3 separate regions of the Homo sapiens genome follow, and regions 1 and 2 are each linked to region 3. The links are chromatin contacts, found by Hi-C or POLR2A ChIA-PET in ENCODE. All regions are on one chromosome and are shown on one strand. Each heading gives the region's core, a stretch centred on a gene start or an enhancer-like site at or near the end of the contact. The rest is flanking DNA. Distances are from core to core; before and after follow the strand shown.

Region 1 (4,383 bases), core at 1,779-4,278, 480 kb before region 3:
TGAAGCCAAGAGTGGATTTTTTGGTAGTACCACATTTTAGAATCTTAAGATAATTAGATCATTCTGGAATGTTTCACCTTAGACTAAGTAGCTTGAATTCTCTCCTTTAATATGCACTGATTATCTGCCACTTAGTAGCTTTGGCATCCTGAGCAAATGACGGAGTCTCTGCGTTTCGGTTTATCTCGGTGGCAGTGATGGAACCTGATGTTAGGATTGATGGGAGACATAAATGAGCAAATGTGTGCAAAGCCCCTAACAGTGTTGGCTCATGGTAAACACTTGATTCTTGGCTGTTTATTAATAATGAGAATTGTTTCTGTTACCTGAAGTTGTGTTTTATGGAAACAATGTATTGACCGTCCACTTTCTCATTTTTCTTTAGAATGTTTGATGATGGAAATGGGGAAGTTTAAAAATCTTATCTCCTGTGCTTTTTTGCTTTGTTCCCACTTTGCCCACATTGTTTGGGCCATCAGCCTCTTTTTTCCTATCCTCATCATTCCAGCACAATAGCTCCTCCTGACACAATGGTATGCAGCAGTTTTGTGGGGGCTGTGAATGTTGGGAGGGAGTGCTTTGTGAGGTGAGGGAGAGACTGATTCTGAGAGCCCAGGGAGAAGATGGGTGTGTGTGTGTTTCAGGGGATGGGGTGTGATGAGATTATTAGGAGCACCCAGGGCCCAGGCTCAAGGAGACACTTCTCATGTCCCTGTGGCCTTTTGAAGCTGAAGATGAGCAGAGCAGGTGGGCACTGGTGTCAGCCCAGCGCCTTCAGGAGGGTGCTCTTTCAAAATCAATGGAGGGCACAGTGCTTTTTTTCCAGAGAACAGCATTGACTTCCCCACCCATGGGTCTGGTACATAATAAGGAAAGGAAGGAAAAATAAGTTGAAGGAAGGAAAAATGCGTGATCCCCTGTTGGGCTTCTCTCCCTCACAGTCATAGATTTTGAACGTCAGAGCATTCCTATCTATTTTCCAAATTGCCCGTTGGATTGCCTTTTCACAACAACCTTAATTTTCACACTACAGGGACTGGAAATGATACTTTAGTTGGGTCAAACATTAGACTACACAAGGGTTTTATAGTCAGGTTTGGGATTTGAATGTGTTTACGTAGTCTGTCTGTATTATTTTTCCCTGGCAAGGTGTCTGGTGTTGAGTTCCTTGGGGAACGAGAATGTGGCTCAGGACAGCTCACCATTTGCAAACCAGTTATTAACTTGTAATCCACTCACCGTTTTCAATGTCTCTATTTCCCCACCTCTGTCAGGGCAGTTGGAGAATAAACTGGCTGTGCTGCTTTGCAGGTTGGGAAGAGGGACCTCACATTTGCCAACTGTCACTCCCTACCGTGATCATAACCCCCGTGAGACGCACATTCAGCCACATCTGTGCTGAGTGCATGAGGAGCGGCTCGGGCAGAATCTTTAACTGCTGTCATGGTGGTCAGTGAGAGATGTGGATGTTCATATACCTGTGCGCTTTTGGGAGATTATACACAATAGAGTGGAGAATTGGTTGTTTCCTTGGCCATTGTGGAAGTAACACATGGATCTGTGTTCATTTATTGACTGATTCACTCGTTGATTTATTTATATCTCATTTGTTCACCTCTTCTCTCATGTACTCCTTTATCGACCCCAAATGACTTCTGGGGCAGAAAGTATTGCTCTGTGATCACCCAGCGTTACCCCCTACCTTATTTTTGGACATCCTCAGTTGGGCATTCTAATACAAACATCATTTAAACATCCAAACCCAACATCATTATGCGTAGAGATCTTTGTCAACAAGCTTATGAGATTCATCTGCTTCAACCTTTTATTTACTAAATAGATGGCCGCCCAGGATCAAATGGGCCATCTTTATGCATAGTTACCATTTCTGCAACAAATACGGCTTTTAGTTACATTTTGACTACCGAAAATATACTAGGTACTATACCAAGTATAAGCTGCCGCTTTTTCTTTCTAGCCTGAGCACTTAATTAAGACCTGACAGATTGATTTTTCCATTAGGCCAGAAGGCAGGTGTCGTCTTGAGTAATTCTTGATTTGAATTTCTTATTAAGAGTCTGTTTAGCTCCCCCCCCATCACTGCCACCAAATATGTGTATTTAGCAGAGACTCTCTCTTACCCAACGAGTTTTACACAACGAATTGGTAACAACCAAAATAAAATATCCTAACAATAAAGTACTGTTTCAAAGGTACCAATAAGGAATGTTGCCTTCCTGCTGCAGTGTGCCTGGTATCCCTATAGAAGGCCTGCCCGTGGGTTAATGTGGTCTGGTAGTCTGAAGCCCGTGAAGCCATCATTTCTCATCCTTTTTTTAACCCCTAACACTCCACTATGGACAAATTGACAGAAGACATTGGTATCTGTATAGCCCCTAACTCCTCAGTGGATGATTTGACTTCTTTCATTTTTCTTTTTTCTTTGAGACAAAGTCTTGCTCTGTCGCCCAGGCTGGAGTGCAGTGGTGCGATCTCGGCTCCCTGCAACCTCGCCTCCCGGGTTCAAGAGATTCTCCTGCCTCTGAGACTACAGGCGTGTACCACCACGCCCTGCTAATTTTTGTATTTTTAATAGAGACGGAATTTCAGCATGTTGGCCTGGCTGGTCTTGAACTCCTGACCTCAGGTGATCCACCCACCTCAGCCTCCCAAAGTGCTGAGATTACAGGCCTGAGCCACTGCCTGTAATGATTTGATTTATTTTCTTTCTCTTTTCAATTTCCATCCTCCAAAAATGTTATGGAAATAACTTCCCCAAAATGATTGTCTGCCCGTCCACTGAAATATAAATTCCCACTTACAAATAATTTTTAAGAAAACTCTGTAATTGACATTTAACTCCAGGGATAAAGAGTGTTGCTAATCTCAGCCTGCATCACTGGCCAAGGGTGTAACCAAATCCTCATCCAATGTGGTCATGTGTGTCAGTCACACTGCAACGTGGTAGTTACGGGCAGCGACTCAAGGTCGGCCAACCAGAGACTTTTAACACTTGTTGGGTGACTCAAAGCTTATTAACCTTTCTGATTTACCTTGATCTTCCATAAATGTGTGTGTATGTTTGTGTGGGTTTAAAAGGACAGAATAAAGAACTTACCTCATCAATTTGTTCGGTGGATTAAATGAGATAATCCATGTGGAATGTGACACAGGGTGCCTGGCAAATACAGGAGCTTTATATATGTTAGCTTTTCTGATTATTACTATTGTATCGTTATTGGTTAAAAGTCACATTAAATAGCCAAGGCAGATAACGGATGAGAACTTTGCAAAGATTACGAAAAAACTGAAGGAAGCCTACCTTGTATATGTGGCATGAGCTTTGGAACATCAGGTTAATTACCTTATTGCTGTGTTTTGGGGTTTGTGTTGACTTGCTTTGGTTTTTGTCTGTTTGCTTTTGAATAAGGTCCTAAAATACGGTTTTGCTGGGTTTTTTATTTGCTTCTGAAATTAGTGCAGGTGCAAGTAACAGGAAGTGAAACCTTAAGTGGCCTGAGGGAACCTCATTCAAATGGTGCCAAGCAGGTATAATATACAAGCATTATCACCTTACTGATAATCTGGCATACTGTGGGTATTCACACGTGCCATTCAGATTTCAGAGATGAAGTCATACGGCAGTTTGGCACCAGCTTGCCCAGCTCCTTAGGAAAGGTGAGAGAGAGGAAAGCCCTCATTTTTTGAGACAGTGTTGAAAACACGGTTTTACTTGTCGAGTGGCACAGGATTGCAGTTGTCATTTGGTCACATTGTCTTTGACGTTCCACCTTGGGTGCAAGGAAAATATCTTTAATAAGTGAATTCACACCCTGTTTATAGAGTTACAAAGTCTCCTCTGGGTTTGAGACTGTGTTACATATATCCTCATATTCTGAAATGTAGAAAAATTTACATATTGAAGACCCAAGACTAGAATACCACATTTTCATGGCTACAATACAAAGTTTTCCAAATGTTTAAATATTCTCACAGCCCGGTGGTTATATCTAAATAAAGCATTGTCCTTAAGACTTACTTTGGTTCTTTGTCCTGAAGGATTTAGAGAGAACCCACAGTTGCTTTGCCTTTGCGGTAGGTAAGGTGACTCTGTTCTCAGCCAGTTGCCGATCTTTGCATGCACTGAGCCCTTAGACATGCATTGAGTTGAATAAAATTTGCCCAGCTTGGTCTGCCATCCTAGGGGGCCTCTCCATGTGCCCTTTTTTGTTAAACTCAGAAGTGGGTCATATGTACAAGATGCCCATCTATGTCTTGCTTTTAGTAAGAAAGCATCTGAAACAACCTACTGCACCCCATAGAGTAGCCAGAGCTTTTGCATCTCTCCCCTAGGGCTCCACTGAGCCAGGATGTTGTTCCTTT
Region 2 (4,092 bases), core at 485-2,984, 460 kb before region 3:
CAGTTTTGTTCCCATTATATCTAACCTGTGAACTGAAATATTTGAGATATGTTTTATTAAAATATATATGTTTTGGGCTAGGTGTGGTGGCTCATGCCTGTAATCCCAGTACTTTGGGAGGCCTAGGTGGGTGGATCGCCTGAGGCCAGAAGTTCAAGACCAGCCTGTGCAACATGGTGAAATCCCATCTCTACTAAAAACACAAAAATTATCCAGGTGTGATGGTGTATGCCTGTGATCCCAGCTGCCTGGGAGGCTGAGGCAGGAGAATCGCTTGAACCTGGGAGGTGGAGGTTGCAGTGAGCCGAGATTGTGCCACTGTATTCCAGCCTGGGCAACAGAGTGTGACTCCATCTCAAAAAATTTTTTTAAATAATAAAGTATATGTATTTTGGAGTCTAAAAACATGTGCCTTTACTCAGTAGAGAAGTTAGAGATGAGGGAAAACCCCAGCGACTGAACTGTTGCCATGAAAGAAACACTAGGTAGGGGAGAAGGTTATTTAATTTATCATTCTTTCGGTTGTGTTAGTTCTAAGTGGTGTATGCTCAGTATGTTGCTAAGAGTTGAGTTGCATCATATATAGAGTCAGTGCATAAGTCTCATTAAGTTAATATTAACCTTGAAAACCCAATATATAACCAACTGGTGGGCCCTTAGCAGCTCAGAAGTCAACAATTAACTTCTTTGGGTTAATACACCTTTGAGGCAGTGTTGTGCAGTGGTTAACGTTCCTGAGTTTGAATCCCAGCTCTGCCTCTTATTAACCTTGGATATGTTATTTAAACACACCGCCTTAGTTCCTAAATCTGTAAAATGGCAATATTTACCTCATCATGGTCCTGCTTTGACTAAATGAGTCAATACAGTATAAACAAAATGCTGACTACTTTTTACATAGCACATGCTGATGAAATATTAGTGATTCTTATTAGTATTAGCTTTGTCTTTTTATTTTGACTTCATCTCATTTCTTTTGGGGGGGTAAAGGCCAAGTCTGGTTTCAGGGGGCTGGGGAATAGAGAGGAAGGAATAAATAAAAAAGAAATGGGGTTGTGTGCGGTGACTCACACCTGTAATCTCAGCACCTTGGAAGGCCAAGGCAGGAGGAGTGTCTGAGCTCAGGAGTTTGAGACCAGCCTGGGCAACATGGTGAAACCCCATCTCTACCAAAAATACAACAATTAGCTGGGTGTGGTGGCTCACACCTATAGTACTTGGGAGGCTGAGGCAGGAGGATTGCTTGAGTCCTGACGGTTGAGGTTGCATCAAGCCGTGAGAGTGCCACTGCACTCCAGCCTGGGTGACGGTACAAGACCCTGTCTTAAAATAAAAACAAAAACAAAAACAGTTGAGGAAGGGGGACAGGAAATACGTTGAATTATGCTAGACTGTTATGAGGCTGTTTGGGAGAAAAATAACCAACATATAAACTTACGCTATTTGTGTGTGTGTGTATTTGTGTATGTGTGTGTTTAGTTTTAAACTAGAGCTGGATCTTGCATTCAACCTCCATTCATAGGGCCAACTTTTTAAAACACCCACATTAATGGTGATGATCAGTGGTTTACAATAATCTGCCAGTCACCCACATTTTCAAAGGTATATTTAAACTTGGGGGTGTTGTCCATGCTGGAATTCCTGTCTATCTTTGAGACAAAGAATGAGGCCCCATTGAGAGGCCCCAGCCAAAGAGGAACTGCAGATTGCCTCATCCTCTCTCTCTGTTCACTTCTTTTCCAAAGCCCTTTGTCCTCTTATGAAATTGACTGTTTGTACTGACCTGGGGCTGGCTAAGTCAGTTTGGTTTAAGAGGACTTCTCTGAGTTGGGAAAGAAACCTTAGACCTTTTCTTCCAACTAATAAAGATGTACACAACAAGAGCTCAGACCATTGTGGCCAAAAGGCCTCATAAATATGGGAGGTGATGATGACCACCAAAGGATTGAATAGTCACAGCTGTCCTCTCTTCTCTCTGGACCTTGCTGGAATGGGTTGCTTATAGGGTTGCTACTGATAAGTAGCCAACCAGGTGTTTGGTTGAAGAGGCCATTAGGTAATTGTGCCAGGACTAATTCTCTACAAGAACTTTGTGTGTTCACATTCTTCTCTGCCTTGGGCCCCAAGAACAGCAAGTTGCCTTCTAATGTCATAGAAGGAAGAAAATACATGCATTGCCCCTTAAGTGTGGCTCTGAGTGGCCCTTGCTGGGTGACATTGGTTCCCTAGTGGTATTCAGAGCCCTTTAAAAAGAGGTCAAACGGGGCCCAAAGGAGCACAGCAATCCGTGGAGACCATCTGGGCCTCGCCCTAGAGGCCCCACCTCTACCTTCTTTTTGGATAAGGCCTGATATGGTTGTTTACCTGCCAAGCCCTCCTTTCCTCAAAGAAGAGCGTTCTTGCTGGGTTTCCACAAACCTGCTGTCTAGTCCTGCACTGTTTGTTCCTTGATCTGGTGGTTGGGGCTGCACTGGTTGCATTTTGGTAGGCAGGCAGACCCCTCACAGTGTTAAAATGAAGGGGAGGAAAGGGTAACCTTTCCTAAACTACCTAAGAAGAATGCTAATCCCAACTGTTTCAGAAACCTGTAATTTTTAGTTTATGTAAAACTCAGATAGATTGAATTCCCCCTTGAACCTTTTTGTATTTCATAAGAGTTTTATTTCCTAAAACTGACAGCAGTGACAGTTGTGTTAGAATTCAGCCCTGAGTATTTATTTCTAGATTTCACAATTTGTTTTGTCTTCGTAGCAAGCAATTGCCTTCCTTCCTTTCTCTCTTCCTCTCTGTGTCTCTGTCTCTCTCCCCTTCCTTTCTTTGCAATTTCCTTCTTTTCTCAAGCTCATGATGAAAATTGACCCTTCAGTTTTATTTTCAGATGAAAGCTCAAGCAACAAGCCAGCGCTTGCCTCCATTAGTGGCTCTGGGTAGTCCTTGCAGGAGAAATCACCATCAGCAAATCATCGTCCGTTTAGAGTGGGCTGCAGAGGCTAGGCAGCTCCCTGACTTCACTGTCCAGGAGCCTCTTAGAAATGAGCAAGGAGTGGCACTGGTGCTAGTGCCATTCAGCAAGGCTTTGGAGGTGTGCTTCGCTGCATTGGGGTACCTGATGAACAGCATCTCGGTGGTTGGGTATCTTGCACCCAGGCTAGAAGGTTAACTTCCATTAAGCTTTATTCAACCCTGCATCATAGAAGTGGTGGGTAGGTGTTTGTGCATCTCTGTGTGTATATGAATGACATGGCCAGAGGCTCCACTGTTCCATCATCGAAAAGTTTCTTAAAGGGACCTTATGAAGAACCACATGGAATTTGTAACTTGATCACGAAATTTGGACCATTAAGGACCTGAAAATAGCTCTTCGGTTTTGTGGGTCACACCTTTCTCTAAGCTCAGTTAATGAGCAAATCTTTATTCTTTACAAGATTAGCCAGGTGTATTTCGTGAATGTTAACTTTAGCCTTGGCTGCTTGGCCCTGCTGCTAATGAGGCCAAAGTGGGAATTCCTGCCTCTTGTGGACCAGTTACCTTCACTCTCTTACCTGGCCACCGACCACTAACCCTCGCCAGCTGGCTTGTGAATGTCTGCAGTTGGATGTTGGAGTGTGGGGAGGTGGGTGGGGGAAGGTGTTGTATGGATTAATGCAAATCCATGACCCCTCCTGGGGAAAAGCCACACACACATACTCCATGGAACAAGGGTCAAGTGCATTGTCTCCACTTTTGAAAGGCAATAGAGTTGATTAAGGTTAACTCGAAAATACTGATGTTGGCTAGAATTTTGGACTTTTGCCAGGATATATGCAACATTTAAAGTGATTTCTGGAAACCTGTGCCCATGGTTCACTGGTAGAGGAGCTTAAGATGAATAAAACAGTGAAAACCAGGGAGAGTGTGATTACTTTTAAATATGCAGCAACAAAAGGGACATGGCAATAGCTTAAAAATCTGTTTTCTAGGAATGTAATATTTTCCAAAATCTTAAGCTGGCTTACATCATATTTGGGTTGTAGGTTCTTCAGACTTTTACTTTTGGTTCCTACCTATTGCGAAAACGATATATATAGGTTAAATTTATATTATAGCTATTTA
Region 3 (4,401 bases), core at 591-3,090:
TTATTGGTCACAGAGACCGGCCCTGACATGGTGTTGGAAGGTACTATCCAAGGCATGAATACCAAATGGTGAGAATCTTTGGGGCTTGTTTCGGAGGTTGGGTGCCACTGATTCCAACCTCCTCATTAGCCCTATTTAGAATCAGAGTAAGAGCAAGTCAGTGTAATTGTTTATAAAGTGTCATATCCTTCAGCTATGTTGGATGGAAGAAAGGTCAAAATGTGACCTGAGCACTGGTGTACTCTTGGCGTAAGGTCATTGGCCAAAGTATTATTCACTTCACTAAAAGATTTGCCTGTACTAATAAGAAAGAGAGATTGACAAAAGAGATGAACTGCACTAAGGTATTTGGTGAGTTCGATTTCTTTCTCAAATTATGCAAATTTCCTCCAGCGTTTCCCCCTAAACAATGGGAAGTTGCATATTCTCAAAGCTGTAAGACCTTCAAAGATAATCTCAGAGTGATTTTAAGGCAAAATAAGTAGTTTAATATTTATATCTAACTGCATCTCTGGTGTCTCAGAAGTCTTTGACATCATTGGAATGACTTTGTTAGTACCTTTCCCATAAATAGTTAGCTAGACAGGTGAAAGTTCAAGAAAAATAATGAGATCCTTTACGCAACTCAAATAGACTGTTCATGAGATTCCCTGTTCAACAAACATCTGACAAATTATTGGGTGGTTGTGTTGACCTAGACACCTAGAGTGAGGCACCTAGAGTGAGCAGCAGAGAAAGCAGCCGGGAGATTACATTCTTATGGGACATTAAACTGGTAAGCCAAAAAAAAAAAAACAAAAAACAAAACAATGTATCACCACATGTTGTGTGACGATGAAATCTGTAAGAAAACAAAGTAGATTAAGATAAACACCGTGGTGATGACAGTCCCATGTTTGACTGGCTGGCCAGGGAAGGACTCTGAGGAAATGGTCTTTGAGTAGAGACCTTGACTGAGTGAGGGACTGAGTCTTGCGTCTATCTAGGGAAGAAAGTTTCAGGTTCGGGGAAGAGCAAGTTTAAGAGCCCCCAATCAGAAACAAGCTTGGTTGCTCTTTCGCAATTTCCAGAGACTCCATCTATTCCCCAGCATCTTGGTTCTCACCACTGCACTGCTTATGGTTGACCGTCAGCTTTGCTTTTTTGACCATAGTCTTACAGCCCTGGCTTAGCCTTCTCTGAAAACATACATTTGCACACTAAGCCAGATTCACATGGGAGGTACATTATGCCGTGGCCTAGTCTAGTGTGTATTTCCCCTTTCTCTCCCCACAAAGATTTTACAAAACTTATACATGCAAACAGGTATTTTTGTTTGTTTCACATGAGTCGCTTTTGCATAATATAACAAGCCCATGATTTCACATGTACAGTAATTCATAGAAAGTGATAGTCATCTTGCTTAGACACCTTAGTTCTCAAATCTAGCCTGCTAAATATAGTACCTTCTCAGACCCATATAAGGTGTCATAAAAAAAGAAAAAATAAAGGTCAAAGTTTCCCCACCCACAAATTTGGTTATAAAAACAGCAAAGCAGGGTTTTTCTGAACTTGAATCAGTAAATTTTTAATTTAAATAGTATCCTGTTTTGACAAAGTGCTAAACCACAGAGGTCTGAGAAAGACACTCTTAAGCCTTTGTCAATACCAGCTGGCATCTCTCAACAGGAAACCTTGGATGACTTTTGTTGTCATTTTGTGATGCACTGACAAGGAATGCGTGCCCTTATTTGTTGCATCAAGGAAATGGTCAGAGTACCTCTGATGCGGCTCGATGCCGTTTACATCAATATGTTGCATAATCCTTTGCCAGACAAAACCGGTATTTTGTTGTCGTTGTTTGATCAATTAACATTGGATTTCTGGCTTTGCTAAGTGCACCTCCAGAGCAAGACACAAAATGATGTCACATGAGTTCTGTTCTCTGACCCACCCAACAAAGAACTGAGCTAACCTGCAACCCTTTTCCTGCCTTGGTCTTTTGATCTCATCAGTTGTGCAGCTCACCTCTTCAGGGCCTGCACAGCTCTTGAATGGTGTGGACTGTCCCGAGGAAATCCAAGGTACTATAAGAGCTCTTTGTTGGAATTCAGTCCCTAGCCCTCTCTTTATCTCACTTTGTTTCATGTTGAATAGTAAGTTGCATTTTACTGTTATGGTGACTGCATTTTTCTTATGGGGCCTTCAGGGTAAACAGCCGTTAGTTTCCATCTGTGAACACACATGTAGCTTGTGTTTGGGTAGGGTGCCTGGTGCTTCCAAAGTCATTATTTTCTCTGTAATGTTTGTTCTCCATGGTTGTGCATAGATAGATTCTATGCCCCAGTGCAGGACGAAGAGGTAGCCTGTAATTCCAGCTGAATGTGTTGCAGTTGAAAGTGGGACGGGAGTGGAAGCAAGTGATGGATCAAGCAAATCGCTTTTAATTTTACATAAATTGGTTTTCTGCTTTCCTCTGGGGCAGAAGTTTGCTGCTCAGGGTCATGTTAAATGTCGCTGATGATTTGGAAGAGAGGCATTCCTGGAAAATATCCGGTGAGACAGAACTTGGGATTTCAGTCCCTGCCTCTCATTGACAGACTTGGGGAAATTAGAGATGGAGTCTCTAGCCTGGGATGGGAGCCGTTATCTCTGGACCAGCTAGAGACACTGGAGATTAGAAAAGGCAACAGCAATTTTAGATTCCCGAAGAATAAAATTATCATGACATTTATCAAATGTGCTCCCTTTCCCCCCGGTACATTGCATAATAATGATGTTTGTATATGTTGTTGTCACATAAGCAAGAACGAGAGAAGATCCCCTTTCATGGGATGCTCACAGATTTCCTTAATATGAAATTAACTAGCAGTCCTAGATAAGTAAGCTAGAACTGTAATGGGCACAGTCTGAAAGAGGGCAGAGCTTTCTTTTTGCCCCTTGGCCAAGGACAAAACATGGGCAAGGCCAGTTGTCAACATGAGACACTGGTTTCAGGTTTGCAGCTACAAAGAATACAGTTGTGATGGATTTCAATCCGATATTTGCAGTTCCAATGCTAGAATTTTCAGCCATGTCATCCTGAGTCTCTTTAGGCTTTAGAAACAAAGGATTCATGTTTGAATCGTGACCTGCCACCATGACCTTGGGCAAAATAGAAAACTTTGTTTCTTTGTCTATAAAATGGCCGTAAATGTGCGGTGGCTCACGCCTGTAATCCTAGCACTTTGGGAGGCCAAGGCGGGCAGATCACGAGGTCAAGAGATCAAGGCCATCCTGGCCAACATGGTGAAATCCTGTCTCTACTAAAAATACAAAAAATAGCTGGGTGTGGTGGCACCCGCCTGTGGTCCCAGCTACTCAGGAGGCTGAGGCAGGAGAATCGCTTGAACCCAGGAGGCGGAGGTTGCAGTGAGCCAAGATCACACCACTGCACTCCAGTCTGGCAACACAGTGAGACTCCATGTAAAAAAAAAAAAAAGGCCATAAATGATACCCACCATACAAGAACCAAATGAAAACTTGGACATAAAGCACCCAGCTAGAGACACACAGCATGTGACATACGCTTAACGAAAGGTGCTAATAATGTTATTAGAATTTCACTGGATTGTTGTTGATGATTCTAATATAATATTCCTTAATAGTAAAAAGCTGAAGCCATAGGAGCCCAGTAATCTTCACCTGGAATTTCACAGTAACAGGAAAATAAATGAAACTTTGGGATACTAAATATTAATGGGGTGAAGTAAAAAAAGCTAAGTGGGGCCTGGCGTAGTAGCTCACACCTGTGATGTGAGGCACTTTGGGAGGCCAAGGCAAGAGAATTGCTTGAGGCCAGGACTTCGGGACCAGCCTGGGTAACACAGGGAGACCCTATCTCTACAAAAAAAAATTTTTTTTTAAATTAGCTGAATGTGGTGTTATGCACCTGGAGTCGCAGCTACTTAGGAGGCTGACATGGGAGGATTGCTTGACCATGGGAGGTTGAGGTTGCAGTGAGCTGTGATTGTGTCACTGTACTCCAGCCTGGGGGACAGAGTGAGACCTCGTCTCAGAAAAGAAAAGCAAAAAGCTAAGTGGAAGAAAAAAAGTAGTTGCAAGCTGTTACAGAGCTGGACAGAAAATGCATAGAAATAAGTGGCTTTTGGCAAATTCTTTGAGTGAAAGAAATGAACAGCCACTAACAAGGAATGACTATTTTATGCCCAAATCCATATATTTAAACAATGATTGATTGATTGATTTGTTTGTTTATTTATTCAAGCAACTATTGTGCCTCATCCTCCCTGGTAACTGGGATTAACAGGTACCCAACACCACACCCAGGTAATTTTTGTGTTTTTAGTAGAGACGGGGTCTTGCTGTGTTGCACAGGCTGGCCTCGAACTCCTGGGCTCCAGCGATTCCCCCACCTCAGCC

Evidence for each region. A loop is a pair of places that touch in the nucleus more often than their neighbours do. ChIA-PET counts read pairs that join two places held with the same protein, here RNA polymerase II (POLR2A). Pooled maps may share reads with other maps.
Region 1: a loop to region 3 is called in a map with no recorded cell type, with 10 times the contacts of the local background. The contact joins two enhancer-like sites. A Hi-C loop is called at or near these places in 6 of 37 single-sample maps with no recorded cell type and 5 of 50 pooled maps. POLR2A ChIA-PET finds 5 or more read pairs at or near these places in 2 of 52 experiments (OCI-LY7 and Panc1).
Region 2: a loop to region 3 is called in a pooled map, with 8 times the contacts of the local background. The contact joins two enhancer-like sites. A Hi-C loop is called at or near these places in 5 of 37 single-sample maps with no recorded cell type and 7 of 50 pooled maps. POLR2A ChIA-PET finds 5 or more read pairs at or near these places in 2 of 52 experiments (Panc1 and activated CD4-positive, alpha-beta T cell).

Annotation. Positions count from the first base shown.
Region 1 is chr3:71,563,161-71,567,543 of GRCh38, reverse strand. All of the region lies in intron 2 of FOXP1 (forkhead box P1), which reads left to right. Among named protein-coding and RNA genes, the nearest start is that of FOXP1, 18 kb to the left of the region's middle. Within about 2 kb of position 3,028, at least 5 of the 41 ENCODE cell types and tissues checked have a DNase peak (open chromatin) inside an H3K27ac peak, as active enhancers do; they include OCI-LY7, where a contact is called at or near this core.
Region 2 is chr3:71,545,658-71,549,749 of GRCh38, reverse strand. The region is part of intron 2 of FOXP1 (forkhead box P1); the gene reads left to right. Among named protein-coding and RNA genes, the nearest start is that of MIR1284, 5.6 kb to the right of the region's middle. Within about 2 kb of position 1,734, at least 2 of the 41 ENCODE cell types and tissues checked have a DNase peak (open chromatin) inside an H3K27ac peak, as active enhancers do.
Region 3 is chr3:71,084,795-71,089,195 of GRCh38, reverse strand. All of the region lies in intron 7 of FOXP1 (forkhead box P1), which reads left to right. LOC124906247 (a long non-coding RNA gene) reads right to left here. Exons shown (of 2, transcript XR_007095956.1): 2 at 481-4,401. Among named protein-coding and RNA genes, the nearest start is that of FOXP1-AS1, 200 kb to the left of the region's middle. RefSeq lists an enhancer at 1,253-1,352. Within about 2 kb of position 1,840, at least 7 of the 41 ENCODE cell types and tissues checked have a DNase peak (open chromatin) inside an H3K27ac peak, as active enhancers do; they include OCI-LY7, where a contact is called at or near this core.